2 separate regions of the Homo sapiens genome follow, and region 2 is linked to region 1. Evidence: read pairs that join two places in POLR2A ChIA-PET (ENCODE). Cell type or tissue: Caco-2. All regions are shown on one strand. Each heading gives the region's core, and the rest is flanking DNA. Links, peaks and the distances in the headings are about the cores only.

Region 1 (2,910 bases), core at 300-2,799:
CAGGCAGCAGGGCTGCTAAAGAGAGGGGCAGGCCAGGTTCCCATCCATCTGCCTCTCCCGCCCCTCTGCAGTGTCCTGTCTATGACCTGGACAACAACGTAGCCTTCATCGGCATGTACCAGACGATGACCAAGAAGGCGGCCATCACCGTACAGGTAGGAAATGCATGTGGCCACGTGGGAGGTGTGGCTGGGCGATAAGCTGTGTAGCTTTCCAAACTTGAGCTCTTCTTCCTCTGCCCATTCCTATCCTACACACGACTGAGTCTTTGGCCTTCCAGTCCCTGTGACTTTGAGTCCCCTGATATATATGAGAGTTGTACCATAATCCCAGTTGCTCTTGGGGATGGGAAAGAGTAGAGTACCCCCTTCTGGCTGTCATACCTACTTCATTCATTGTAACAATAAGAGGGCTGAGCGCGGTGGCTCATTCCTGTAATCCCAGCACTTTGGGAGGCCGAGGTGGGCGGATCACCTGAGATCAGGAGTTCAAGACCAGCCTGGCCAACAGGCTGAAACCCCGTCTCTACTAAAAATACGAAAAATTAGCTGGGCATGGTGGCGCATGCCTGTAATCCCAGCTACTCGGGAGGCTGAGTCAGGAGAATCACTTGAACCTGGGAGACAGAGGTTGCAGTGAGCCGAGATCACACCACTGCACTCCAGCCTGGGCAAAAGGAGTGAAACTCTGTCTCAAGAAAAAAAAGGTCAGGCGCAGTGGCTCACGCCTGTAATCCCACACTTCGGGAGGCTGAGGCGGGCAGATCACCTGAGATCAGGCGTTCAAGACCAGCCTGGCCAACATGGTGAAACCCCATCTCTACTAAAAACATAAAAATTAGCTGGGCGTGGTGATGGACGCCTGTAATCCCAGCTACTTGGGAGGTTGAAGCAGGAGAATTGTTTGAACCCGGGAGGCGGAGGTTGCAGTGAGCTGAGATCATGCCATGGCACTCCAGCCTAGGCAATAGGAGTGAAACTCCGTCTCAAAAAAAAAAAAAATCTTGTGAGGATTAAGTAAAATATATCTATGAAGAATTTAGCATAATGTCTGGCCCCAGAACAAGTATTTAGAAAAGAATGATGATGATGATGATGAAGAAGATATTTATCATCATCATCCTGCAGCGCAAAGACTTCCCCAGCAACAGCTTTTATGTGGTGGTGGTGGTGAAGACCGAAGACCAAGCCTGCGGGGGCTCCCTGCCTTTCTACCCCTTCGCAGAAGGTACATTTTGTGCCCTGGGCCTGGCTAGGGATGGGGAGGTCTTGGTCACTTTCTGGGAGCAAGAAGAGCCTGCGTGGCTGATTGGTGGACCTGATAGGACATGGGTTTTTGGCTCCAGTCTCTCAAAGGCCTGATCCCACTGACTCTAGCCAAGCTCCAGGCAACTAGTTTACCACTTTGACATTTTACTTCCAGATGAACCGGTCGATCAAGGGCACCGCCAGAAAACCCTGTCAGTGCTGGTGTCTCAAGCAGTCACGTGTGAGTGCTGCAGGTGGCTGAGAGGGGATGGACAAGCCTCTCTGGCTCCTGCTTTCAGACCTGGGATATAGGGTGTGCCCTGAAGTGGGTGATGAGGATGCAGATATGCTGGTGGGGTAGGAACGGGGAGTGTTCTTGGCAGGCTTCTAGATGGGGAGGGCCGGGAGGTGAGTTCCAGTGTGATGTGGTACAGAGAGTTCATGACTAAAGATGGAAGAACTGAGGTCCAGTTCACTTTCTGCCACTTATCAGCAGTGTAACCTGATTGTAAGAAAGAGCTTTAATTTTGCTTTGTTAGCATAGTTATAATCTTATTTATTCTGAAGGATGTTTCTTAATCTCATATTCAGAAACATACCCTAATTTGTCATTGAAACACTGCTATAAGATTGAGTCTCAGTTTCCCTGTCTCTATAACAGAGGGAGTAAAATTTGTCCAGTTAATCTCACTAAGTTATGAGGGCTAGCACAAAATTAGCAGATAAAATTAGCAGGAAAGTACCAGGCCCCTACTCAGTGCTCAATAAATATTTACTGAATGATTAAATGGGGCCCTAAGGGACTGTGATAGGAGGGGAAAGAAGGTGCCTCTCTTTCTTTTTTTGAGATGGACTCTTGCTCTGTCACCCAGGCTGTAATGCAGTGGCAAGATCTCTACTCACTGCAATCTCCGCCTCCCGGGTTCAAATGATTCTCCTGCCTCAGCCTCCTGAGTTGCTGGGATTACAGGCACCTGCCGCCATGCCCAGCTAATTTTTGTATTTTTAGTAGAGACGGGGGTTTCACCATGTTGGCCAGGCTGGTCTTGAACTCTTGACCTCAGGTGATCCGCCCACCTTGGCCTCCCAGAGTGTGGGATTACAGGCATGAGCCACCGTGCCCAGCCAGAGGGTGCCTCTCTCTCTCTCTCTTTTTTTTTTTTTTTTCCGAGATGGAGTCTTGCTCTGTTGCCCAGGCTGGAGTGCAGTGGCGCAATCTCGGCTTACTGCAAGCTCCACCTCCCAGGTTCACGCCATTCTCCTGCCTCAGCCTACCGAGTAGCTGGGACTACAGGTGCCCGCCACCACGCCCGGCTAATTTTTTGTATTTTTAGTAGAGAAGGAGTTTCACCGTGTTAGCCAGGATGGTCTCAATCTCCTGACCTCGTGATCCACCTGCCCCGGCTCCCAAAGTGCTGAGATTACAGGCGTGAGCCACCGCGCCCGGCCAGGGTGCCTCTCTTACATGGATTATTTATTCAGCAAATATTTATGGAGCACCTCCTATATGCCAGGTGGTATGCTAAGGCAGCAGTCCTTGGTGGGGGCGGGGTCCTGTCTAGAGGAACAGGAGGCAGTTAAGAGCTGTGGTGAGCAAGGAACAGGTCACTGTGGAAATACAGGACAGAGAAAGCTTCCTAGAGGACACAGTCCCTGAGCTGTG
Region 2 (2,910 bases), core at 125-2,624, 130 kb after region 1:
CAGTGATGCTCATAATATCAAAATGAGATAACATCCTTTTATTTATTTATTATTTATTTAGAGACAGGGTCTCACTCTGTCACCCAGGCTGGAGTGCAGTGGCGCAATCTCGGCTCACTGCAACCTCCACCTCACGGGCTCAAGCGATTCTCCTGCCTCAGCCTCCTGAGTAGCTGGGTTTACAGGCATGCAGCACCACACCTGGCTAATTTTTGAATTTTTAGTAGAGATGGGGTTTCACCATGTTGGGCAGGCTGGTCTCCAATTCCCAGCCTCAGGTGATCCACCCGCCTCGGCCTCACCTGAGTGCTGGGATTACAGGCGTGAGCTGCTGAACCTGGCCCTTTCGTTTAAAAGAATAAAAATACTTTCTCTAAGAGCTACAGTTCTGCATTTACAACTGCCTGTCAACAGTTCTGTTTAGAGGCTTGCAGCTTATGTATTCATTCACTCAATGTTTTTTAGGTGTATGTTCTGAGCTTGGTATTGTTATAGATTATTATAACACAAAGAGAGGATACTGCAAAATAAATAAATAAAATTAAAAAGACATTGTCCTTAAGAGCTTGAAGTTTTGTTTGTTTGAGACAGAGTCTCGCTCTGGAGTGCAGTGGTGCAATCTCAGCTCACTGCAACCTCTGCCTCCTGGGTTCAAGCAATTCTCCTGTCTCAGCCTCCCGAGCAGCTGGGATTACAAGCGCCTGCCACCACGCCTGGCTAATTTTTGTATTTTTAGTAGAGACAGGGTTTCACCATATTGGTCAGGCTGGTCTTGAACTCCTGGCCTCAGATGATCCTCCTGCCTCAGCCTCCCAAAGTGCTGGGATTACAGGCGTGAGCCACTGCGCCTGGCCAGAGCTTGAAGTTTTATGAGAGAAACAAACACAAAAACAGTTGTAATACATTACAAGTGTAGTAATGGAGATATAAGCAGGTGTAATGGGAGAATGGAAGAGGGATGCTTGTGATAACTTCTTCTTCCCCAAGACAAATGGCACAGTAGGAAGAACAAGGATGAAACAGGTCTTAACTTACTGGCCTTCTACCTGGCCAGTGGTTTAACCTTTCAACCCCATTTCTTCTGCTAGACACTGTGAGTGATAAAGACCTTTTTTTTTTTTTTTCTTTTTTGGAGACAGGGTCTCTGTCATCCTCTGACAAGCTGGAGATTGCAGTGGTGCAATCACAGCTCACTGAAGTAAAGACCTTTTATATATTGCAGGAATTGCTGTAAGGGAAAAACTAATAGGAGGCTAAGGTGGAAGTATCACTTGAGCCCAGAAGTTGGAGACCAGCCTGGGCAACATAGTGAGACAATTTGAAAAAATCAGCTGGGGCTGGTGGCATGTGCCTGTAATCCAAGTTACTCAGGAGCCTGAGGCAGGAGGATCACTTGAGCCCAGGAGTTACGATTGTGCCCCTGTACTCCAGCCTGGGCAACAGAGAGAGACCCTGTAATTAATAAACAAGCAAATAAATTTGTATACAAGTACTATAAGCCATCCCCTCCTGCCACCTTTCCTATTCCCACAGTCTTGTTATCCTCCAGTTCACCCCAGATCAGAATCTCAAAACCATCTTTGATGCCCTCTTCCTTTCCCTTCACACCAATGTCACCAAATCCTTCCCACCTGCCCTGGCACGTTCTCTGCATCCTGCCCTTCCTTTCTCTTTCCATCTTATTGCAGCCTCATGCCCTCCTTGTCATAGAGGGCCTCACACCTGGACTGTTGTGACAGCCCCCTGTGCCTGTGTCTTTCAGTCCTACTCTTTTTATTTTTATTTATTTTTTGAGACGGAGTCTTGCTCTGTCACCCAGGCTGGAGTGCAGTGGCGCAATCTCAGCTCACTGCAACCTCTGCCTCCCGGGTTCAAGAGATTCTTCTGCCTCTGCCTCCCGAGTAGCTGGAACTACAGGCACGCGCCACCACACCCAGCTAATTTTTGTATTTTTAGTAGAGACGGGGTTTCACCATATTGGCCAGGTTGGTCTCGAACTCCTGACCTTGTGATCCACCTGCCTTGGCCTCCCAAAGTGCTGGGATTACAGGCGTGAGCCACCACACACAGCCCCCACTCTTTTTAAAATTCAGATGTCTCTTCCTGAAAGATTGCTTTCTTCATGTCATTCCCCTGCCCCAATAAATTCAGATTTTCCCTTATATCTGAAGGCCAAAGTCCAAACCTTATAGTCTCACATTTAAGCTTTATGGCTATTTGGCTCTATTTTATTTACCCAAACTTATCTGGTCTTAGCCTAAACCTGTAATATTAACAGGACTGGCTCTCTATTGTCTCCTAAACAACCATGCTTAAGCCCTAACATCCATAACTCATCCTCTCATTCACTGTGGACTCTCCCAATTTTAAGGGGGTAGGGTGGGAAGGAGCAGACATGGACATACGTGTAACGTGCAATTACAGTACAGTGGGATAGTATGGTGCCATCTGCCCCCTGGGAATAGCCTGCCACTCCTGTCCATCCTTCAAGACCATGCTCAGAGCACATGTCCCTGGTGCGGCTTTCCTGGATGAGTTTATCACTTTCTGAACACCTGTGGCACTCACTCTCTGCACTCCTATAAATACATTATTCTCTTTTCTTTTTTTTTTTGAGACGGAGTCTCGCTCTGTCACCCAGGCTGGAGTGCAATGGCGTGATCTCGGCTCACTGCAACCTCTGTCTCCTGGGTTCAAGCAATTCTCCTACCTCAGCCTCCCGAGTAGCTGGGATTATAGGCGCCTGCCACCATGCCCAGATAATTTTTGCATTTTTCGTAGAGATGGGGTTTCACCACGTTGGCCAGGCTGGTCGCGAACTCCTGACCTCAGGTGATCCGCCGGCCTCAGCCTCCCAAAGTGTTGGGATTACAGGCGTGAGCCACCGCGTCCAGCCATAAATGGTTCTCA

The links. Peaks named below come from ENCODE experiments on the same cell type or tissue, not always from the same donor. Only the 100,000 strongest peaks of a DNase experiment are listed, where the experiment ranks them.
Region 2: POLR2A ChIA-PET joins it to region 1 with 10 read pairs; 8 of 35 experiments call an interaction of 5 or more read pairs at or near these places.

What each region holds. Positions count from the first base shown.
Region 1 is chr11:117,182,652-117,185,561 of GRCh38, forward strand. SIDT2 (SID1 transmembrane family member 2) reads left to right here. Exons shown (of 26, transcript NM_001040455.2): 6 at 72-155; 7 at 1,128-1,227; 8 at 1,423-1,488. Among named protein-coding and RNA genes, the nearest start is that of SIDT2, 5.4 kb to the left of the region's middle. In Caco-2, for the core only: no CTCF peak of the experiment used is centred there; DNase peaks (open chromatin) are centred at 1,460 and 2,780.
Region 2 is chr11:117,309,867-117,312,776 of GRCh38, forward strand. The region is part of intron 1 of BACE1 (beta-secretase 1); the gene reads right to left. Among named protein-coding and RNA genes, the nearest start is that of BACE1, 4.9 kb to the right of the region's middle. In Caco-2, for the core only: no CTCF peak of the experiment used is centred there; no DNase peak of the experiment used is centred there.